Linked DNA regions of Mus musculus: all the other regions are linked to region 1. A link is a loop called in an ENCODE intact Hi-C map of the cell type or tissue named here. Cell type or tissue: heart. All regions are shown on one strand.

Region 1 (8,000 bases):
CATACTTGATTCCTGGACTTCACATCAGTGTCTGCAGCCTGTTTCCTCGGGTGTAAAATGAGGACCGTGAGGGACTGGAGAGGTGGCTCAGAGGCATGGAACTGATTATGAAGAGAACCTGAGTTCCATTCCCAAACACCCAGGTGTTTCCCAGAGTGGCTGAGACGCTTAATTAAGTTAAATCTGCAGTGCCACGAGCAGTACCATGTACACGCTAAAATCCCCGGACCTCAGCTTTGTTTCCCACTCAGCAAAGTAAGGAACTGTCATTCCAAAATCTCCTAGCCTTTGGAACAACGGAACACAAAAACTACAACTCTCAGCATGCTGCGGGGCTCGAATAATGTATAAAACTCCAGAGAGGACTACAATTCCCATAGTGCCCCGGGCTTGCCCAGTTCAGGTCCGCGCGGGGTCAGAAGAGTCCAGTTACACGGGTTCCCCGCTGGCACGGAAGAGACTGTCCTCCGCTCCTGCGGCCGAGAAAGACGAGTGCCACAGCCATGCTATGCAGCCTGTTCCGGGCCGCCATGCTACGCAGCCTGTTCCGGGCCACGGTCCCGGGGCTCAGGGTGCCCTGGGCTCAGTGGTCTAGGAATTGGGCGGGGGTCCCAGCCCACGTGGTGGACCTACGCAGCGACACGGTGACCCGGCCAGGGCCGGCCATGAGGCGCGCTATGGCCGAAGCGGTTGTAGGAGACGATGATTACGGCGAAGACCCTACGGTCCACGGTGAGCCCGGCGAACAGGCCCGGGGCAGGGGTCGTTGCGGTGACCCCGGGACGCTGTCCGTGGTTCTGACAGGACAGCACGGACGCAGAGGGGTGCCTCGCTGACATTTGAGGACGCTCAGTGGTGCACTCTGCGTTCTTGTTCCTTCTCGGAGAGATCCCTGGTAATGCAGACTCTTGAGCTCCACAATGGACTTGGGGAGCCAGAATCTGCATTTTAACAGGACCACCTGGTGATTTCTGCCCACTGTCACCCAATTGCCCAGATGGGTGTTGTCCAGACTTGGCAAAGCAAGACCCCGAGATGGGCAGAGAGGAGTTCAAGGACCCACATCAGGAACAGGGAAGAACCAGGGTTTGAGACAGGTCTTACTACAAGGAGGGCTAACTACTCTCCTTCATTCATTGGCTGACTTCACAAAGACAAAATCAATCCAGCAAAGAAAGTGCTCGCTGCTCCTTCACAGGGGGGGGGGGGGGGTGCAGAATTTCATATCTAGGGAGTGCAGCGCGTTAAGGAGACAGCAAACCAAAGCCCACCCGGGGTCAATAGTCACTGCTAAGGTGGACCTCTAGTGCTGCTGTGTGTGCACTAGAGATCCAGAGATACACCAGAGATCACACTTGACCTTTGTGGACCCAGGGGTGATTGGGGCTGATCTAGAATCTCTTGACAACAAGATATTACCAGGAACTTCAAAGATGCTGAGCTACACTGCTCTCAGCAGGCACCTGGTGTAAACAGGTCACCACATCAAGGCTGGGAGGTCCTGGCCTCGACAGGAGTCTGAGGAGGGTGAACCAGGGGCTGGGAGGAGGAGCGAGCAGAACTCATCCCCGACCGCACACAGGGCTCAGGGAGACACGGGTATGTGTCCTCTGGGGACAGAATCTAGATCACTTTAGCACTGAGCATTGTGTCACAGACAGGAGAGCCACCATGGCCTTTACCCAGGCCATCCACTCACCCGCCAGCTGCACTCTTTGTGCCCTGCCCGCTCCCCAGAGGCTCTTCTTCCGTGGTGATGTGCAGAGGAAGTCCACAGGGAAACCACAAGGCCTCACCTGCCGGGGCTTCTGGGAAAGGGAGAAAAACAGGTGTGAGGTCTGGGTGGGAAAGGGGCTTCAAACCACAAGGGAGTTTCGGTGGCCTGGGGCGGGGACTGTGGCTCAGGAGGACTGACAGAGGGGCCTCTGGCTGTGGCACGTGGTTACCAAGATCACAGACTCCAAGCCCCACCCACAGGACCATCATTTCTCATCCGAGCAAATGTACCTTTTCGGAGAGAAGTGCTTAAGATAAGGTCTTGCTGTATAGCTCAGGCGGCCCTCCAACTCAGTTATCCTCCTGCTTCAGCAGAGTACTGGAATCACAGGTCTATTCTATCAAACCCTGTAACAAGTACACACGAACTGTGTGCCACGGTACAGTGGCCCGAGGAATTGCTGATTCTTGCCCTTCCCCTGCCCCCCTCCCTTCTCAGAACTGCAGGAAAAGGCTGCAGAGTTGCTTGGGGTAGAGAGGACGCTGTTTGTGCCCACCAACACTATGGCCAACCTCATCTCTGGTGAGTGTCTTACCCGCCCCTCTGAGCCCCAGCTCAAAGGGTCTGTGGCACTGGTGGGCACACACCTGGATTTCTTTTGGGTGCAACTGGTGGAGCACTCTGCATTTGGCAGTGGGAGGAGTGAGGTCTGAGTCTCTGCTACTCCCTAGCTCTTCTTCCTGGATGCTTACCTTGCAGCCCTGGCCTGGGTTGTTTCCCAGTGTGCTTCTGTCCTCTGGCTGCTCCTGGTACCCTGGGATGCCTGTTCCTGGAGGCAGCATCCTGGCACTCTTCCTTGCTGGCCATGGGGGTCTGGTGCAGGTTATTAGTGTCCAGCCTTCACAGCCTAGAATTGTGTAACACACCAGTCTTTTCAACACGTGACAGTGAGGTGTTTTGACTCCCAATTGACAGAGGGAGTCTGAGCTCACTGGGGGCCCTAGCTCAGCCTGGCCAAGCTGAGCAGGGGCAGAGAGATCCTCTGGACCCAGTTCCAAATCCTGCCCTCCTCCCATCTGTCTCAGTGATGGGTCACTGCCGGCGCCGGGGTTCCCAGGTCCTCCTTGGGCAGGAATGCCACCTCCACGTCTATGAGCAGGGCGGGGTGGCACAGGTAAGGACCAGACAATAATACCCTGGGGTTTTGGATATTCTTCAGCCAGCTAGGATGTCAAGGTAGGCCCCTGTTTCTCAGGTACCAGCCTGGAACCGGCAGAGGGGGGAAAGAGAGATGGAAGGGAGGGCCTGGGCCCAGATTTGCTCACTTGTCGCGGTGCCTTACTGCCCTCTAGTGGACAGATGGAGCACTAGCACTCCAGAAAGACGCCAAAGGGCAACGACTGAACAGAAAAAGCAGGAACCAGCAGCCTTTCCAGTTCGGATGCTGTGTAAACATGCTCAGAAGAAAGACCCTGGGTTCCAGAGGTGGCTCTGACTGCAGGGGAACCTTCCTACCCAGAAGTGCCACCGGACCCACCTGATCCAGCATCCTCTCCCACCTGCAGATCGCTGGGGTGCATTCCCACCCCCTCCCCGACCTGCCCTATGGCACCTTGGACCTGAATGAGCTAGAGAGGGCACTCACGCGGGGCTCTGGGAGTCCCTACCATCCAGTCTGTGAGCTCGTGTACCTGGAGAACACTCACAGCAGCGCGGGAGGCCGGGTCCTCCCTGTCGACTACCTCCGCCAGGTAGGCTACCTCCCCCAGGTAGGCTCCCACACAGCAGTGTCCCAATGCCAGCCCAGTGCACTCTGGGCTTCCTGTTTCCCCTGATACAGTCCCTTTCCTTAGGAAAATCCTCTCTCTGGCGGACTGGAGAGATTGCTCAGTGGTTAACAACAGTGCTCTAAGAGAGAATCTGAGCCGGGCAGTAGTGGCGCACGCCTTTAATCCCAGCACTTGGGAGGCAGGCGGATTTCTGAGTTCGAGGCCAGCCTGGTCTACACAGTGAGTTCCAGGACAGCCAGGGCTACACAGAGAAACCCTGTCTCGAAAAACCAGAGAGAGAGAAAGAGAGAGAGACTGAGAGTTTGGCTGGATCAAAACCATCTGCAATGGCATACACCTGCACACATAAAATAAAAATAAGACAACTGGAGAGAAGGCTGGATGGTTAGCATCACTTGCTGCTCTTCCAGAGGACCTGAATTATATTCCCAGCACCTACACCAGGCAACTCACAATTTGTAACTCTCGCTCCTGGGGAATCCAGTGCTTCTGGATTTAATTTAAATTTAAAAAAAAAAAACAAGATTCCAAGCCCAGTGGTCTCTTGGAAATTTTGCCTCTGAACACCACCTGCCCTTTGCTTTCAGGTGTGCCTCCTGGCCCACGCCCACGGAGCAAGGGTCCACATGGATGGAGCTCGGTTGATGAATGCAGCAGTGGCTCTGCGCATACCCCCTGCCCGCCTTGTAGAGCACTGTGACTCTGTATCCTTCTGTTTCTCTAAGGTAGGCTGTCCTTCCGGAGCCTGACAGACCTGCTTGCCTCGCTCGGGTGCTGAGGCTGAAGCTCTAACCTCATCTCAAGGGCAGGCTTTGTGAGATAGGGTCTCTTCTCTTCCCTTAGGGCCTAGGTGCACCAGTGGGAGCTCTGGTTGGCGGATCCAAAGACTTCATTGGAGAAGCATGGCGCCTCCGCAAGGCCCTGGGTGGAGGCATGCGCCAGGCTGGAGTGCTGGCTGCGGCTGCCCTGGTGGGACTAGCTGAGGCAGAGGAGGTGCTACCAAGGGACCACGAGAATGCCCAGAGATTCGCTAAAGGTGCCTGGAAGGACCCCCCCCTATCCCTTTTGCTCCCTCCTACTTGGGCCTAGATGTCCCGGGCAGCAGGATCAGGTCCCCAGCAGATCTGCACCCCAAGAGTCTAGCGTGTTGAGAGTTGGCACTACAGGGTCGGGGATTTAGCTCAGTGCTAGGCAAGCGCAAGGCCCTGGGTTCAGTCCTCAGCTCTAGAAAGAGAGAGAGAGGGGAGAGAGAGAGAGAGTTAGTTGGCACTAAGTCTCTAGGATGGGACCTTGGGTCTTCTTGCCTCACCGGCCCTGCTCCAAGGGGCACCCCACACTGGGTGCAACCAGCAGAGTCAGGAACCAGGCCAGAGTAGAGCCTCCAACTTGGGTCTTTTGTGCATGTTCTAAACATTCATAATGACCCTATGATGTTCCCACATCTGAGGCCCAGAGTAGATGACCAATCTATTTAGTGTGAGGAAGAAGGAAAAAGTAGGACTCAACTCATGTTTCTGAATGCCACATCAGGATTCAAGCTGTTTCCCCACAGGATAATCGGGGTGCCCTTCTGCCTTCCCTGTGGGATCGATCTGGCAGTGGCATGGTTGGGCCCTGGGGTTGGGGTATACTCACCACCATATCTGACTCCAGGACTCCAAGACCTGGCGTCACCCATTTGCTCTGTGGATCCTGCCACCGTGGAGACCAACATGGTGCTGGTGCAGGTAGCTGGGCTGCCTCCCTCGGAGCTATGCCAGCGCCTGCAGGCTGTGAGTGCAGAGGAGGTGGCTCAGACTGGCCGTGCCGTGCGCGTGCTGCTGTTTCCCTGGACAGAACAGTCTGTGCGGGCTGTGTGGCACCGAGATGTGTCTGCTCAGGACACGGAACTGGCACTGAAGAAGTGGGAGTTTGTGCTGAGACAGTTGCGGCCCTGAGGCCAGGGGATCCGGGACCCCGTGCTACGATTGGAGTGGGCAGTGAGATGCCTGAAGCTGTTAGCCTGGTGAAGGCTCATCCTCTCTGGAGGATGGTGACATCATTCCGTCTCTGGTTTGCTCCAGTGACACTCCTGGGATGGCCTTACGCAGTCAGGAATAACCAGGCATAAGGTGGGGAAAGCTGTGACTGCATATCCAGAGAAGGAAGCGCATAGAGGAGGCAGGCCCTGGGGTTGGGGTTGGCCCTGGGGTGTAGCAGGATTGCCTAGTGTGCATAAGCCCTGGGCTCCATCCCCAGCACTGTGGGTTCGAACCCCAGCAGCTCACAGCTCACAACTGTAACCCTACCATGCTAGGGGATTAGAAGCTCAAGGCCACTCTCAGCTACTCAGAGAATTTGATGCAAGCCTGGGCTACACGAGACCCTGTCTTCAAGAAAATAGATCCTTAGTGACTGACACAGTGGAGTTGTCAGAGGTGGACTGTGAAATAAAATACTGAAGGCACTATACTGGTTACTTTTATGTCCGGGCTAAATACGTGACAGAGAGCAACAGGCTTGACTTCCAGCATCCGCACAGTGGCTCACAACCATCTGTAACTTCAGTTCCAGGGGCTCGGATGTCCTCTTCTGGCCTCCACTGGCACCAGGTACATACAAAGTACACAGATACACATGCAGGCAAAACTTAAAAACATACTCATGGATGTGGACATGAATCTCGTTGTATGTCACTATAACAGTTACCAACACCAATCAACTTACTAGAGAAAAAGTGTCTTTTGGCTCCCAGTCTGGAAGGCGTCAGTCTGTGACTAGTGAGCCCTGTAGCTGTGTCTATGGGAAGCAGAATACAATGGTAAAGCACTTGCCACGGGGACCTCTGGGAGGTGCCAGGCCCAGGCAGCGACATCGTGTGATGAACAGTCTGGACCGCAGCTACTGCAAGCAGGGAAGTGTCAGAGCCGGCTACAGAGGGCTGTCTGCCCTGCACCCCCAGGAGGCTCCAGATCTGTCTGTGATCTAGGATTTAGGGATCACAGGGCCCCAGAGTGTTTCTCCTGTGTCTCAGGTGGTAGAGCATGAAGCCAGCGTCTTCTTTCTTACTCTCCTAAACTGCCTTCTGGAGACAGGCAATAAAAACGCGTTGTGCCGTTACCCACCACTGATGGGGAACAAGCTCTCCCAGGCGAGCTAGTGTCCTAACCAGGCAGGAACCCCTCGCCAGCTCTAAGGTTCTAGCCTTAGGAACTAGAGAGCTAGCTGGAGCTCAGTTTGACCTTTCCTAATCAATGAATGCTCTGTGTAGGTCATCAGCCTCCATGGTGGCTGCTCTGCACCCTTGGCTTTATACCTGTCTGCTTGGGGCAAGTCTCCTCTCACCCCAACCTCAGTGTGGTGGGCTCCCCCTAGGCAGGCACTGTCTGCCTCTTCCTATGTGTCTTAGTTAGGGTTTTCCTGCTGTGACAGACACCACAACCAAGGCAGCTCTTATAAAGGACAGCATTTAATTGGGGCTGGCTTACAGGTTCAGAGGTTCAGTCCATTATCATCAAGGTGGGAGCATGGCAGCATCCAGGCAGGCACGGTGCAGGAGGAGCTGAGAGTTCTACATCTTCATCTGAAGGCTGCTAGCAGAATACTGGCTCCCAGGCAGCTAGAATCGAGGGTCTTATAGCCCACACCCACAGTGACACACCTACTCTAACAAAGCCACAACCTCTAAATAGTGCCACTCCCTAGGCTAAGCGTATGCAAGCCATCACAGTATTGCATTATATATGTCCAGACTTAGTGTGTCAGGTGCTGGGTGGGGTAAAGCCTGCATCCAGGAGACACTGCATCCTCGTGGGTCACTGGTGCCATCAGAGGATAAATGACCAGAGGCAGCTGTGGTGTGGCAGAGGAAAGGGAAGAGCAGAACATTTGCAGGCAAGTGAGCCCAGAGCCAGGGAGCCCTGTGCTGCTATGGGGCTCCTTTGCTGGCCCACATTTGGCTGCAGGACCTGAGGCCCACACATAGGGAAGGGTGAGGCTCTTGCCTGTGAGGCCCGATTGCCAGAGGCTTGTTCTTGTATGTGTGGGAAAGCTCCCCACTTGTCTCTTCTCTCACCGGAGCCCACTGTCTCTTCTCATCAGCTCTGAGCCGCTAACTCCTCCCTGGGCAGCACTGCTTTGCCTTTCACCTGGGCCTCAGAGCCCAGCTACCCAGTGAACCGTGAAACAAGATGAAACCATTGGGCGTTGCTAAGGAGACTGGCCCATCAGAGGGGAGGCCTCGGCTGGCTTCAGTAAGACCCATGTCTGGCCACATGCCCACATATACAGACACATACCCTTAGGCAATTGTGGAGGTCTTCACAGCCACTGTGTGGGTCTTCCCCAGTGTAGCCTGGAGTCCTAAAGCCATCCACATTCCGTGGGGCTGGAGTTAAATTCACAGCCTAACTTCCAGCAGGCAGACACCTCGGCAAATGTCTACAAAGCTGGACAGGGAGAGGCTATAACTTTCTTCCAGCTCGCCATGAGCCAGCCCAAATCCTGCTGAGGCC
Region 2 (8,000 bases), 350 kb before region 1:
CATATATGCTTTATACATATGCAAAATACTGTAATAATTTTTATATTGGTTACATGTTGAAGTGCTGTTTCAGCTATATTTGGTTAAATAAAGTATAATCTTAAAATTAATATAGCCTATCATCTGCTTTCCCTTCCTCCCTCCTTCTTCCCTCTTCTTCCTTTTCTTGCTTCACAAACCTTCTCTACATAGCCCAGGTCCTCAAATTCAGGACACTCCTACCTTAGCTAGAATTACAGGCATGGACCACATACCTGTGAAGAATAAAAATATGTTTTCTAGATGAGAAAATTCTCATCTGGAGAGAGCAGGTGACTTCTGTCCAGCCCAGGCCCAGGCAGCTGGCTCCTGGGAGTTTTGGATCCTGGTGACATTTCTACAGATGTTGATGACAGTTAACTATCCATTCAGAGAGAAATTTAGATCCATTTGTTGTTTTATATTTTAATCAACTGCAGATGAATGAGTTTAGATTAAAGACAGACAGACAGACAGACAGACATAAATTTGGTGATAATTTTAGTTTTATTGGGAACACTAACTCCTAAGTCACCCTCCTTTAAACCCAGAAGTCATAAAGACTAGTTTGACAGACTAGACTATAGATAGATGAACTTTGTGGAGCAAAAGCCCTGACGAAGAAAGTTAAGAGTGGCAGTGGAGTAGCACATAGATCCAGAGGATCACTGTCCGGGCTCCATGTAGAGCATCTACCACCAGCAATGAGAACTCAGCCAACAGAGCATGGCGCGTGTGTGCTTGGCACCCCTGGGGTCACCCAGTGGGACGGAGAGAGAGTGGTGAGTGCCTCTTCCTGCAGGTGTTGGAGCAGCTTCACAGCTACAGCTGTTCATTCAGTGCACCCAAGAACCCTGGTCTTGGTTTCCAAATACCATCTACATTCAAAAGGTTCCACAGTCCTTGGCAAGATAGTGATGCCATGGCCTGATGTGACAAATCACGAAATGAGCCAGCCTGGAAGATCCTGTGATGGCAGAAAGCAGTGGAGTTTAGAAATGCTGAGCCACCGTGAGGACACTGGCAGTGGGATTACCACTCAGAAGCAGATGCTGAGGAGCAGGAGTCCCCCAGTGAGACACTAGTCTAGGGGTTGGAGTGCGGTTACAGGTAGCCTCACAGAAGCCCGCCTTACTCTCCTTCATCCAGTGTTCAGGGTCATCGATGCTGACAAAAAGATTGGTTGCCTCCACATACCTCTGACCCAGAGGCGACCTCATTTTACGTGTTATTCTTATCTAATCGCGTGACCTCCGTGTAGTCCGAAGCTGACAGATGGAGGCTGAGGGACTGATGAGCTGCTGCTCAGGTGTCAAGCCCTGAAACCTGGAGTGACTGCTGAGGGACCGCCGTGGGCTGAAAGTGACTGAAGAGACTTGCCAGTTAAATGTAGTGGGAACCTCTGGTGGTGTGCGCCTGTAGTCCTAGCATGTGGGTGGTAGAGGAGAGTCAGGAGTTCAAAGTCATCCTCAGTTACGTAGGGAGGTGAGGCTCATCTGCATTACAGACAGCCTGTCTTAACAAAGGATGACAAAGAACAATATTTACATTTTTAGAAATGAAATAGGTGAGGTATTCTGAGGTTTGAGCAGAAGGCATTTACATGGAAGGTGTACCATCTGAGTAAGCTCATTGCATTCACAGTTCCTGGCAGTAGTCACATAAGATGGTTCATGGAAACCTCATCGCCTCTTCTGCCCATTCAGAAATGTTCAGAGAACACTAAAGAGCTGTTTCCGTTAACTGGAACTCAGCTCTGAATACCTCACAATTCCCACGGGTCCTGGCAGCAGACGGATGGTGGAGAATGCTCTCTGTTCAAACACAGTCTCTGTGGAACGCACCCTTGGTTAGAGCCTGAGGTACAGCCTCGTGCCATGACACCTCATAGAACGTGCTGTTAGTCTGCTGCATACCACCCTCCCCACAGGGCAGCCATGTGGGTGTTTGGTGAACTCAGAGAAAATGGCCTGGAGACCATTGTCAAGGCTGGATGGAGGTTTCCTGTTGGGCTGTGAGTGGGCCCCAGATTGTTACTTCTGTGTTTTATCCACTGTGCTTGCCCTGCTTCCACAGAAGTACAGTCATCACACATTCCTATGCAGTTTCAACCAGGAGGAAGGAAGAGCAGGAAGGCATGCTGTCAGTGAGTATTGTTTATAAGACAACTCAGGCTGCTTATGCAATGTCTGCTTTATTTAATAGCAGGTTGGTTTTTTGGTTTTTTGTCTGTTTTGGACTGGCATTTCACATCTCAGAAAACTTCTTGTTGTCCATGAAGGTTTGTTTTATTGTTGCTGCTGCTGTTGTTGTTTTGTGGGTTTTTTGTTTTTGTTTTTGTTTTTTTTTGTTTTGTTTTGAGACAGGGTTTCTCTGTGTAGCCCTGGCTGTCCTGGGCTTGCTTTGTAGACCAGGCTGACCTCAAACTCACAGAGATCCACCCGTCTTTGCCCGAGTACTGGAATTAAAGGCCACCACTGCTAGCCTGTGAAGCTTTGGTAGCAAGGAGCTGCCATTTAGGAGTTTCAGAGTTTAGGCAAACTGTTCCTATGTGGTACCATGGGATGAGGTACAAGAGAGAGCATGGTGGGAGGGGTGAGGTACAGGGGGAGTATGTGGGAGGGGTGAGGTGCAGAGGAGAGCAAGGTGGGAGGGTGCTCAAAGAAGGGCCAGGGCAGATGGCTGTCACCTCCTTCACCCCTAAGCATACTTCATCTTGAATTAGAGATGATGATGGTGAGGATGAGATGACTAGAGAATGCCTATTCTGCCTCAGTCAAATAGCTCAGAGAGATCAAGTAGTCCTGCAGAAATATCTCTCTATTACTTTGCGAACTCATCCATGTATTTAAATTTCACTGGGTGGATTCTCAAGACTGAAGGCTCTGGTCTCTTAGCTAACAGATCTTGCCAGACCATCCGGCAGTGTGATGGATCAGTTTCCTGATAGGACTCCTGTTTGCCTTTTCTCCATCCCTGCTTCTTGTAGTCCACTCTCTGGAGTAGGTTCCTTGCCTGGGAAGAGAATGAGCTTTGGTGTGACTGGGCACACAGTTGTTTTCAAAGAGTGGAGTAACGAGGAGAGTGGGAGTAGGAGCCAGGCGTGCTGGCTCTTGAGGGGACTCCTGTGCTGCGCAGCTCTGTCTGAAACTGTCCTCCATCTCAGATGGGGCTTCCTCACCCCAAAGGTTATATCTTTTGAGATGGTGACTTCTGTGTAGCATTTGTTATTTCTAGGTCACCTCTAAAGTAAATGCCAGACGATGCCACCAAGTTCTTGGTTTTCTCAAAAGGCATTTTTCTTTCCTTCTCCAATTTCTCCACTATTCCCACGGGGGAATTTTTTTTTATTCTTCCTCTGAGCTTGGAGTTCTTCAGCCTCAGAACTCCGTTCTTAGCTGCTTTGTGGTCATCTGTTCCAGCTGCCACCCTGTGTCCTTCAGTAAACCCCATACTTAACACTTGGGGACAAAGTGCCAGACAGAATGGCTCATAAAGGTTCCGCAGTGTTGGCCAAATCTGAGCGGAGCATTCAGTACACACTTGACTGTAGTTACCCTGGGCAAGGGAAGGCTTGCTGGACAGAGGGATGCTGGCATAGTGGTGTAAGCCTGTGCCAGCATTGGAAGGCAGAGGTCTACATAATGAATGTGAGACAATCCAAGACTACAAAGTGAGTTCCAGTCTCAAAGCATCAAGAGGGAAGAAAAACCCTAAGGGAGAGTGAAGCTGAAAGTTGCCACATAATCACAAAATGTATTTCCTACATTAGGGTTGCACCAAACACACTTTCAAAGGTAACTTAACAGCCATGGCGAGCAACAGTGTATTCATTTAGCCAGCAGAGGGCAGCATAGACCAGTCTCCGGATACAAGCGGGTTTTTTTTTTTTTTTAAGTTTATTTTTTAAACTTTTTCGTTAATTAATTAAAGTAAATTTTTTGTTCTCTTCACTCAAAAGATATTTAAAGGTGCTACAGTAGCCACATTGAAGTGTGCTGTGAAGATTGATTCAGCATTAGCTTTATCATTCCTCCCTGTGGATCATACTGTGTGTTCTCTGCCGTGGAGGAAAGTGTCTCCCTGGCATCAGTAACATGTCAATGAAGATGCAAGATGTACATTCTAACAGCTCTGGGCTGAGGTCGACTGGGCCTTATGTCATTGCCTCCAGAGAGTCGCTTTAGCTGTGAGACTTCTCAATGCTAAGACACCACTGCACTCCAGGAGGACAGTGGGTCTTCTCTGAGAGCATTGTGGCAGGGAACCTGAGCCATACCGTGCTCACTCTGGGACACTTGATGGCACTGATACTAGATTTTCTTAACAAAGGAATAAGATCAATCTTTGTTGGTTTTACAACATTATACCTTTTCTGTGTCTTCATTTTTCCTGCAAATGTCAGTTTCCCTTCTTAGAAAAAATAAAATAAGACAAGAGATATCATGGTGACACACCCTTGTAATCCTAACACTTAGGAATTGAACTTCCTCGGTTGCAAGTTCAAAGCCAGCCTAGACAAGTAAGAACCTGAAGAAGGGGGGGTGGGGGGACGGGACAGGCAACATATAACATTGTCAAAGGCATGCATTAGGCTGTGTTTGTTTTGACAACTTGTTAATGTTGACTCTTCATTTTGATAATAAAAGTGTTATAATTCTACCTCATGCACGCTTGTTCTGGCCAGCCATGAGAACCCCATGGGTGTCCAGGTGCCAGAGAGGCTTGTCAAGGGGACAGGAGCAGGCTTTAGGGTCTCAGCAATATCTCCTCCTCTGTCCTGGAGTCTTCTTCTCTGGAAGGCACCTTTGAACACAGTGCTTGGTACACTTGACCCTGTTGGTACTGTTTTATGCTGTGGTAGAATTTGACAATTAATCAGTGACAGACATAAGACAGGAAAAAGTGACCCTTAGTGCCACTGTGCTAATTTCATTTGTAGCATATTCCATAGGCAATATTTATTTATTTTTATTTTTGGTTGTGAGCTTAGCCCTTAATGGCTGAGCCATCTCTCCAACTCATTTATTCATTTTTAAATGCTAAGTAGTGGTTTCATCAAAAATATATGTGTAATTTTACTTGGTGGGTAGACATGTGGAAAAGCTAAGCTATAACATCTGAACCAGGCAGGAAGTGCTCTAGAGTTGGAGAGTAAGCATGGTAGTGAAGCACAGAATATCATAGAAATAGTCATGTCATCCAGTGTCATGGCAAGTCAGCCATCTTTGTATGTTCTCACCTTACCCATTACTGGTGGGTGGGAGTAAAGGATTAAATATGTTTATGTGTCTGGACCCGTCAGCTAAGCAGTGTGCTGTGCTGGGGGCCATGGAGGAAGAGTAAAGCCGGTGTTCCTGCCATGGAACACAAGAGTAAGTACAGACATGACAGGTGTGCTAATTTGCCCTGCATGTCTTCCAGAACATTATGTTGTACACCTTAAATATGCACAATAAAATTTATTTTAAAAACAAAATCACAGAGGAACAGCATGACATGTGATTTGAATATGCGTATGTCTTCTTCCGCTTGGTTGGGTCTCCCTCAGCTCCTATGACGCTCCACAGTATCTGAAGCACTGTTCTGAGCCTGGTCTGCTTTTGTTATTTCAAATGTCCATGGGAACTTCCTAGCAGTTCCCATTCAGGTAAGTGCATCGTGACCTTTCTAGGAGACTCCATTTGGCACTGGCTATGGATGTGCCTAGTGTGCGAGATGCTTATATATTCCAGTGTTCTGCATAGTCCTGTTTATGTTAACTAGATGCTGTAAACTAGGGATTTTTTGGTTTTGTTTATTTTATTTTATTTTATTTTAGTTTAGTTTATTTGCTTTTGAGGCAATGTCTCAATATGCAGCCTTAATTCCTCAGAACTCACTGTGTAGACTGGGCTGGCCTTGAACTCATAGAGATCTACTTGACTCTGCCTCCTGAGTGCTGGGATTGAAGATGTGCACTACCACAGTCAGCTAGGATGCTGGAACTCTTAATATTGCCAGCTTTCAAGTTCTTAGCCCCAATTTGTAAGCTAAAGCAAGAGGAATGAATGTTCTTTCACTGATCTACGTCCTGCTTAGGTAGAGTCCTGATAAGTTGCTTAGCCTGGCCTTGAATATGCTTTGTAGCATGGGAGTTAGACTTGAATTTGTAGCCCTCTGCCTCAGCCTTTTAAGTAGTTACGATTACAGGCCTGTGCCTAGGACCCTGGATGTTGATGTTTAGCCTTTGAGACGGATGCTCTTGCTCTATAGTTCAGGTGGGCCTCTAGCTCGTGATTCCCCCACCCCAGGATCCTGAGTGTTGGGATTACTGGGGTACACCACATGCCTTGCCTAGTAAGGATGATAATTATCTAGTTACTCTTCTCTGAGTCAAACATGGTACTTTGGGACTTATAACAGGTTTCTTTATTCCTGTTTTAGTTAACAGAGTTAGTGCTGCGCTAGCTTTAGGAAGCAGAAATCAAGCAGAAGGCATTGTGACATGGTCAGGGGGGTTTGTTGCATTCCAGTTTGTAGGGCAGCTTTTCAGCTTGGGCTCACAGAAGCTAGGACTCAGGCCTGTCCCCTGGATTGCCATGAAGTCTCGTGATTAGCCCAGTAGGGCTGCTGTATGAGCTACTATGATTCTTCCTTTCTTCCTTTCTTTCTTTCTTTCTTTCTTTCTTTCTTTCTTTCTTTCTTTCTTATACATGAGCATGTTGCTGACACACCAGAAGAGGGCATCAGATCCCATTACAGATGGTTGTGAGCATCATGTGGTTGCTGGGAATTGAACTCATGACCTCTGGAAGAACAGCCAGTGCTCTTAACCACTGAACCATCTCTCTAGCCCTTGATCACTTTTTTGAGAATTATACTAAGAATGGTTTATTGAATTATGGAGGTGAGATTTGTGAAGGCCCAAAGCCAGGGACTGATGGACAGGGCTTTGAGGAGCTGTAGTCGGGGACTGGAGGACAGGGCTGTGAAGTCCTGATTTGCAGAGGATATGAATCAAAGGTACCCAAGGGATAAAGCTGTGAGATCCTGAGAAGTGGGGGTGTAAGGGTTCATGGGGGTCGAGGGAAAGGACTGGGGAGCAGAAGCTGTGGGGCCAACCTGTGGCCTGTGCTCAGAAGATGGAGTTCATATTTTTAACCTTCTCAGGCCTTGACTCTTCATGCCTCATTTGAAGTGCATCAGTAGGCCCTGGCACTACCTTAGACATAAATAGAGTAGGTATTTGAGCCTTTTATTGCTTAGCTGCCCATCTCTCATAGCAGCTTCTCAGGTCATATGGCATCTGCCCTGGTTACCCGCACCCAGGGTGGTATGTCACAAAGGAAGACAGGTGTCTCTGATCTGCCTAGAACGTGGACATTCATCTCACCCAGAACAGAAACTGCTGTCCTTGAAACAGCCCAAGGCCTCCAACAGCCCTCCAAAGGCCTCTGCCCTCTAACCCCCTCCTTATAGTCCTTCTAGCTCCCCACTGAGTCCCATACTCTTCAGACCCCCAGAGCACATGTCCAAGAGTGGCCCAGAGTCTGCCTCAGCCCACACAGGGGAAACACTATGTCCTTTTAGTCCTTGATGTCTCTGCAGTCCACATCCACTGTGCTCAGGGACCATTATTGGGGGAAATGGTAGAAAGGAAAGATTATAGGTTTGATTGTTTTTTAAAAAGATGTGTAAAACCGAAGGTAGAATTGGAGTTAAAAATAAGTTGCAGATTGCATTACATGTTTTAAATAGTCTGTTCAGTTCTACAAACCAGTAGGAAGGATGGCAGTCAGTAGGAAAACAACCCCCAAGGTGTGGACAGTAGCTCATGAACAGAAGTGCTCTCGTGCTTCTGGAAAGGCAGCCTTGATGGCAGTGAGGCCAGTGCAGAGATCAGTCCTGGGAATGTCCCCACCCGTCAGTGCAGTTCATTGTGGACCGGGCTGGACACATCAAACTCTAGGAATCCAGACACGTACTGTCCCACTGCCAGG
Region 3 (8,000 bases), 230 kb before region 1:
GCTCATAACCGGAGAGGCAACTGGTATAGTGGGAAGAGCTCCAGAGTAAATCTTGATAGCATCTCCTGACAGATGGAGTTGGTATCCTGTAGCTTTGCAGCCTCACCAGAGGCATTAAGACATGGACTGGCTGCAGCCATGTAGGGATACAAGGGCTTGTTGAGCAAGTCGTGATGGCAGCCATTGTCTCACCTTCTGAAAGGGTGACCCTGGTTTTATGTGAAGTGGCTCTACGGTGATTGGCCGCACAACGCTCAGTGATCTGCCTGCTCCAACCCCTGCTTTTCCCCCAGCCAACTCCTGGCTGGCCTTGGGCCCATGACTGTGCATCTGGCTGAAGTGGTCTGAACTGCTGGTGTGCACCAGCTCCAGCTGGAAATAGCTACATATTAGCCAGATCCTAGAGTGGGCAACCCAAGCATCACTCAGTATCAGCTGAGGTGCTAAGCCCCCAGGAACTTGTTTTCAGGAGAGCATCGCTCCCCTATTTGAGATCCGCATGGAGCTGGATAAAGACGGTCTGACCTACAACCCATCTCTGGAGATGGGCGACGAGGCTGGCTTCCTGTCGCTGATCGAGGGCTTGATCAATGACCTCTACAATGTGGCCAGGCTCATCCCTCGCCTGGCCAAGGGCAGATTGAACTACAAGGTCAGTCTTGATCTCTTACCATCCTTTGGCATTTCCCTTCTTGGGCGCTGGCTCTGTTGGCCTAGCTCTGCAGAGCGTGATGATGACAGTTCAGAATGTGACAGTCTGTGGTTGCTGTTCCCTTGAGTCCCCAGGCCCAAGGGCCTGATCCCTGCCCCCCCCCCCCCACACACACACACACGAATCTGGCCTTCCAAATGTCCTCTCTTCTGGAGTCTTGGCAAGTGTTCCAGGTGAGTTCTTTTTCTCACTGCTGGGACAGAGCACCCAAGAAAAGCAACTGTAAAGAGGAGGGGTTCATTGTAGCTCACAGTCTGAGCTCACAGTTTGGTTGACCATGGTGGGAATGACTTGGTAATAAGAGTGTGAGGTGGCTAGTCACGGTGTATCTGCTGTCAGGAAGCAGAGAGCAGTGAATGCTGGGACTCAGTGGGCTTTCTCCCTGATGCTCAGTCTGGGAATGGTACTGAGTCTGACATGGTACCTAGTGCTCAGGGTCAGACATCTGGGCCATGGGCTACTTCCCAAAGGCTCCAGCTCCACACACAGCCATAGCAGCTGAGAATCTGAGAGCTGCACCCATTGGGATACTGGTAGATCAGTCCAGAGGAACTAGGAACCAAAAAAAAAAAAAAAAAAAAAGGAGGGGCCAGATAATGTGACATTATCAGAGCAGAGGATACAGTGTGACCCAGGGCACCTGTCTAAAACCATATGAACCTAGGGAACTGGGTGACCTTGCAGGAAAACTCCAGGAAAGAAGCGCTAGGCAGTGGTCCACCCTATGCAGGCCAGACAGAAAGTCCCTCTGCTCAGTCCACTCTGACTCTGCCATGGAAGTCAAATAGAGAACTCTGACCTCAGTAGCCTCCTGGAACTGATCACATGTCAAGACCAGAAGTGCTGGTGTTAGCTTGAAATACCAGCCAAGCAAAAGGCTTTATACCAGCTTGCTGGAACCACATCCCCGGTGCGTCCATTCCTCACGGCTCACTTTAGAAGGGTCTGGACCAACAAACTACAGGCTCACACAGGCCTGTCTGCCCTCTGTGGCTGTGGGAGGCCCTCCTGATGCCACTACACTGTCCTTCACTGACTGGCTGGGCCTTCCTCCCTGTCCTCTCAGCACCCTCAGAGCCAACCCGTGGGATACGCAGCCTGCAGCTCACATGGCCACCTTGGGGCTGGTGCCTGCTTTAGGTATAATATTATGGTTCCTCTTCTCTGCCAATCAAAGAAAAGGCAGGAAAAAAAGTGTTGCCTAAAATCTTGGGGAGCCCCAATGTCCCTTCTTAGGGCTCTTAGGGCTCATAACAAAGGAATTTAAGAACAACACAAACAGAAGCTCAGGGGCAACAGAAAGACTCAGGCAGACTCTGAGACAAGATACTGTGTGGGGGTCAGAAGGGAAAACCTCAGGGCAGGCAACCCAGGACTTGTGCAGCTGTCTGGAGACCAGAGAAGGAAAAGAAAACAGCCATGAACCTTGAAATGACGTGGCTGGGGGTAGGGGTAACACCAGACTACAGCTGGCGTGGAGTGTCTTTAGAAAAAGGGGAAAGACCCCCAAAGTTTTAGCATGGGGTTTAGGCCTACTTTAGCTCAAATCTCCCTTTGAAAGGAAAAGAAGAAAAAGAGACAATTAAACCTCTCGAAGCAGGAACCCAAAAGGTGGGCAGACCTAGTCCAGCCTTATGGTGGGTCAGCTCATGGAGCCTGCACAAGAAAGGCAGGAATTCTAGAGGCGGGGATGGTATATGATCTACCTTCCTAGACAGGGGTGGTCCCCAGCCAGGTCCCTAACCTGCCTCCCCCCCCCCCATTGGATTATCTATTAAAAAGGGCAGGTCTCCTCCAAAAGATGGATTCCATTCTTTACAAGATGGAGCAAACCTGGGCAGAGCCACTCCCATCTGTTCTGTACCCACGAGTCTGTGGTGTGCAGAGATGCCTGAGCCTTGGCATAGAGGAGCAGGTGGCATGTCAACCTTGGAACCAAGATACACTGCACATGAGCATACAGGGGCTCTGAGAAGGACACAGGGGCAAGTGAAATCTCAGCCTTGCCAGGAGCCTTCCTGTAGTGTGGGTTTGGGTTCTGTGGTGGGACAGAGAGACACACCACACCCAAACCCACACATAAATGAAAAATAATTTTTAAAAAATGTAATAAAGCAGGCTGGTGAGATGGCTCAGCGGGTAAGAGCACTGACTGCTCTTCTGAAGGTCCTGAGTTCAAATCCCAGCAACCACATGGTGGCTCACAACCATCTGTAATGAGATCTGACGCCCTCTTCTGGTGTGTCTGAAGACAGTGACAGTGTACTTATGTATAATAATAAATAATTAAATTATTGGGCCAGAGTAAGCAGGGGCTGAGCGAGCAGGGCCAACTGGGGCGAGCGGGGTTGACCAGAGTGAACGGGGGGTCCTAAAAATTCAATTCCCAACCACCACATGAAGGCTCAGAACCATCTGTACAGCTACAGTGTGCTCACATACATAAAATAAATAAATCTTTAAAAAACTAAAGAAAGAATAGTTAACAACAAAAACAAAAATTTAATAAAGCAAAACAAAATAAAAACTCTTGCTAGCATGAAGGAGTCTGCCCCTCTTAGAGTGCCACCAAGCTCAACAGGACAGCCAAGGGCTCAGCCAAAGTCACCCTCTCCCTGACGGACTGACCCATCCGAATCCGTGCTCCTTAGCCACCTCCGTCAAATCAATGCCTGGACTCCGTGGCTGCTCCCCTCTCCCTCGTTTTTATTAGAAGATTAAATGTGTACAATGAGAGCTAATGAAGGGGGAAAGGCATCAGGATCAAAATAAAGGCATAAGTCACCAGCAACGGGGAAACATGTAAAAATGCCCTGTAACAGAATGTTGCCTCCTGTGGCATTGCCAGCCAGGAGCAGGAGGGCGTCTGGAAGTGAGTTTGAACGGCAGATCTGAACAGAATATACTGAGGAATTTTAAAGGCCTCGGAAGTGACCAGGTGTACATTCAATCGATTTGTACATACCATAGATAGCATGCATGCAGAGATTTAACTAGAGGGTAGTTTTCTGGGTTTGTTATTTTAAAAATGTCCATACATACCCCCTCCCCCAACAGTCCATGTGAGTCGCTCGCTCTGTGTCCCCTTTGTCCATACCAGCACATTGCACACAACCAAGGTCTGTGCAAATACAGAATGGATGAACTGACACCCACGTCACCCTGGGATCAGACAGCTCAGAGCCACCCTTAGCAAATCTTCTTTCAGGGGTGGGGTAGGGGCGCTGCACACTGACAGACACCCCCTGCTTCCATTCAGGACTCTCAGCAGCACCCACAGAAGGATGCTCTTCCAGGTCTGGGGGAAAATCTGTCTCTCATGAAGGCAAATGACCCAATCTTTGTCCCCACTCCCACCCCGGCAGTCTGACCTAGAGGATATCACAGACCTCATAGAGATGCGGGAGGAAGTGTCCAGCCTGGTCATTGGAGCCATGAAGGTGGCTGAGGAGTACCAGGACTCCTTTGAGAGGTACTCCTACCTTTGGGTGGATGACCTTCAAGAATTTATGAAGAACTTCCTCATCTTCGGGCACGCGCCCACCCCTGAGGAGCTGGACACCAAGACGGACGACACCATCCCCAAGACACCACCTACCCTGGCTCAGTTCCAGCAGCAGGTGTGTATGGTCCTGTTGTCCTCCTGTGTCACCTCCCACATCCTCGGGTAGACGACCCCCTCCCCACCCCCCACAGGCCTGATTTGAAAGTTGGGTGGCCTGATTGCTATGTAGGTTTTAAATTTGCTCCTGGTGAGGCCAGGAGAGAGAGCATGCCTTACCGCACTATGCCACACGGGGGAGCACCACTGTCACAGGAGGAATAGCATGCCTTACTACACCACGCCACATGGGGGGGAGCACCACTGTACCAGAGAGGCAGCCAGGGAGAGAGAAGAGGCCTCAGCAGGATCTACCAGGCTTGTAGTGTGAATGACTTCAGTTAGGTCAGGTGAGGGCACTATGCTGAGCTGGCTGGTGTCCCATCCTGTGGCAAGTAGGACAGAGGACTGATCCCTGAGAATAAGAGTCCCTAAGAGCCAGATAAGAGGTGGCTGGGAGCACTACACTCAGGCCAGCTCCAGGTGAGGTCTGCAGTCTAAGAATCGGCCTTCAGGGTCAGCAAGAGCTCAGGTGTCAGAATTGGGAATCTAGAAAGTGAAGCAATCCAGTCCTGAGGTTGGTCTTGGGCACAATGAGAAAGCCCTCTCCTCCCCCACACCAGTGAGAAGAAAGATGGGATGGCTCAAAGTCTGCAGGTGCTCCCATGAGTTAAGGGGTGCCCTTTGGGAGTCCCCTCCTGCTCCAGAAGCCTTACTGTAGTCACCCAATCCCATCCTCTTCTGTCTATCTGTCCCCTCCTAGAGGTGGGGCAGAAGGAGCTCTGAGGTGTTGGGACAGGGCAAACAGGTAGCAGTGGTCTCAGCCTCTCTTAAGCTGCACCCTGGGCCACCTGGCTGCCCTTCACAGCCAGACAGGAAGCGGCGATGGCTAGTGGGGGACACACAGCCATGGCTGATGGAATCCACGGCTGTGTTGGGCAGATTGACTCGTATGAGAAGCTGTATGAGGAGGTGTCCAGCTGTGAGAACACCAAGGTCTTCCATGGCTGGCTGCAGTGTGACTGCCGCCCCTTCAAGCAGACCTTGCTCAACACCATCAAGCGCTGGAGTTTTCTGTTCAAGCGATACCTGAACAACCACGTCATCAACAGGTGAGGCCATGGCCCGCTGCTGCAAATCTGAGACTTCCCCGGACCCCCCCCCCCCCGACAGCCTGGGAGAGGCACCACGGACTTAGTAAGTGGCTCAGTGGCCTGATCTGAAAGTTGGGTGGCCTGATTGTGATATAGGCTTTACATTTATTTGCTCCTGGTGAGGCCAGGAGGAACAGCATGCCTTACCACACCATGCCACACGGGGGAGCACCACTGTCACAGGAGGAACAGCATGCCTTACCACACCATGCCACATGGGGGAGCACCACTGTCACAGGAGGTGGTGCATGTGGTTCCTTGCTGTGACCAGTGCAGGGCAGGTAGAAGAGTGAAGTACCTGTCAGGCTCTGTGTTGAAGCCTTGAGCCTGGCAGGAAGGCTGGGACAGCCCAGTCATTGCACAGGAAGGTCACCGACAGCAGCATAAGCATTCTCTCTAACTGAGCCCATCTGGGCGGCTGGCTGCTCTCAGCTGTGGCTTTAAGATAGCGCTCAAGGATCAGCCTGGGCTACGCTAATACTTTTGTGACATCTAGGCCGAGGGGGACCACATGGGGGGGCAGTGGCTGCCCCTCTCCAGGTGGTGCCTTGCATGGCAGTCGAGTGTCCCTGCTAAGGGGACATTGAGGTGGTGGCCGAGGAGGATGAGCCCCTCACCTGAGTCCCCCTGTCCTGCAGCCTCGCTGATCTGGAAAGCTTCATGAACATCACCCGAACAGCCCTGAAGAAGCCACTTAAGGAGGGAGACTACGACGGGCTGGTAGAGGTCATGGGGCACCTGATGAAAGTCAAGGAGAGGCAGGTGGCCACCGATAGCATGTTTGAGCCCCTGAAGCAAACCATCGAACTGCTCAAGAGCTATGGGGAGGAGATGCCGGAGGAGATCTACTTGAAGCTGCAGGTGGGTTCCAACAGTGCTGTGCTGGAGTACTGTGGCAGGTCGCTGCAGGCTAGACACTTACGAGACTCCAGATCCCCAGGGGTATGGAGGCCAGAGACAGAATCTTCCCGGAGAAGAGGGCCCAAGTGGTCACCGCTGAGGCTGGTGAGAGCCTCCTAGTAGTTTTGTGGGGTTAAAGCCATCTCCACGGCCTCTCATCTCCCTGAATGTGGAGGTCACTCACTCCCGATGGGTGTGAACGCTGATGGAGACGGGAGCAGAGAGAGGCTGCCTGTGCCCTGCCATCCACTGCCCACATGACAGCCATTGTCACACTGACTGGGCTATGGCTGAGCAGGGTGGGGGATGTCCCTCTGGAGGGCCTCCAAGGAGCCACCCCCTCCCCAGCTGTGCCTGGCTCCTCGGTTTCCCATCTCTTCCCAAGCCTATCAGCTTCCCTCCCTCCCTCCCTCCTCACTTCCCCCTTACCCTCTGTCACCTACACAGACACAGCCATGCACACACACACACGCACACACACATACTCATATGCACACGCGCGTCCATATTCCCGGATGCACATACATGCACACGTGTGCACATCTGCACCATCACATGAATCTGTGCACAATGCACACACGTGCATGGGTTCAAGCTGATGAACACTATGAAAGGTAGAGAAAGTTCTGATTGGCACAGCACTGGGCTTCCCGCTCTGCCGTTCTGGGGCCGGCTGGGGACATCGTGAGCACTTTGTGCTACTTTAAAAGTCTCTCCCGAGCCTTCAGTTTTGACATGGCAGAGAGCTTTAAAAGGGGAGAGACAGAGGCTCAGGGAGACACCTTGCTACCCAGCACCCACGTGGCAGCTCACAGCTGTCTGTAATTCCGTTTCTAGGGGCTCCGGCATCCTCCTCTGACCCCTCTGGGCACTGCATGCATGCAAACACTCAGACATATTAAATACTTTAAAAAAAAAACAAACCCAAGTAACTCCAATGGGAAAACGGAGGCAGATGACAACCCCCACCCATGCTCTGCCTTCGCCTCCCACAGGAGCTGCCAGAGCAGTGGACCAACACCAAGAAACTGGCCATTCAGGTGAAGCAGAATGTGGCGCCCCTCCAGGCCAACGAGGTTAACATCCTGAGACGAAAGTGCCAACAGTTTGAGGTAGCCTGGGCCCGAGCAGGGTAGTGGAGGCCAGGGCTGGGAGCATGCGGGAGGGTGTGGCATGCTGGGATGCTCAGAGCCAGCCATGACGTGACATCCCTCCCCGACCCCCCACCCCCACCCCCACCCCACTCTCTCACCAGCTCAAGCAGCACGAATTCAGAGAGAAGTTCCGACGTGATGCCCCCTTCTCCTTCAGTGACCCCGAGCCCTACAAGTCCCTGAATAAGGTACTTATGCACCGTGGCGAGGTCCCTGTGGCAGCTCCGGGAACCCCTTTGGAGTGCTGGTCTTTTCTTAAGCCTTTACTCTCGCAAACGGAAAAACCGAATAAATGGGACTGCCCGCAAGGCCAAGCCTGTGCGTGCACGGGACTCGCTCGTGTGCGGGTGCGTGCGGACATCCATGTGGACATGCAGACTCAGGCATCCTCCTCCCTGGCACACAGCCTCCACTGTGCCACACTGTGCTTAGGGAGCTATTCCAGAACAACCACCACCCATGCCCACATGAGCATCCTG

What was found. Peaks named below come from ENCODE experiments on the same cell type or tissue, not always from the same donor. Only the 100,000 strongest peaks of a DNase experiment are listed, where the experiment ranks them.
Region 2: a loop joins it to region 1, with 6 times the contacts of the local background. A loop is called at or near these places in 21 of 42 quality-filtered maps.
Region 3: a loop joins it to region 1, with 9 times the contacts of the local background. A loop is called at or near these places in 28 of 42 quality-filtered maps.

The regions. Positions count from the first base shown.
Region 1 is chr11:117,865,903-117,873,902 of GRCm38, reverse strand. Tha1 (threonine aldolase 1) reads left to right here and starts at 377. Exons shown (of 7, transcript NM_027919.4): 1 at 377-732; 2 at 2,216-2,299; 3 at 2,803-2,891; 4 at 3,283-3,468; 5 at 4,095-4,232; 6 at 4,351-4,543; 7 at 5,161-5,954. The coding sequence starts at 504. The coding sequence ends at 5,444. It overlaps Gm11725 (a long non-coding RNA gene), which reads right to left and starts at 2,818. Exons shown (of 3, transcript XR_001780380.2): 1 at 2,470-2,818; 2 at 1,700-1,808. RefSeq lists an enhancer at 6,225-8,000. In heart, CTCF peaks have their summits at 491 and 3,078 (motif pointing left); DNase peaks (open chromatin) are centred at 452, 1,735 and 2,922; H3K4me3 peaks cover 1,367 bases; H3K27ac peaks cover 1,071 bases; H3K27me3 peaks cover 2,117 bases.
Region 2 is chr11:118,216,627-118,224,626 of GRCm38, reverse strand. The region is part of intron 1 of Cyth1 (cytohesin 1); the gene reads left to right. Among named protein-coding and RNA genes, the nearest start is that of Cyth1, 28 kb to the left of the region's middle. In heart, a CTCF peak has its summit at 3,851 (motif pointing right); DNase peaks (open chromatin) are centred at 2,076, 3,536 and 7,956; H3K27ac peaks cover 606 bases.
Region 3 is chr11:118,100,748-118,108,747 of GRCm38, reverse strand. Dnah17 (dynein, axonemal, heavy chain 17) reads left to right here. Exons shown (of 81, transcript NM_001167746.1): 18 at 470-652; 19 at 4,078-4,332; 20 at 5,256-5,425; 21 at 6,106-6,328; 22 at 7,363-7,479; 23 at 7,623-7,709. Among named protein-coding and RNA genes, the nearest start is that of Dnah17, 24 kb to the left of the region's middle. In heart, CTCF peaks have their summits at 4,324, 4,525, 5,470 and 5,669; DNase peaks (open chromatin) are centred at 4,537, 5,177 and 5,687; H3K27ac peaks cover 1,134 bases; H3K27me3 peaks cover 887 bases.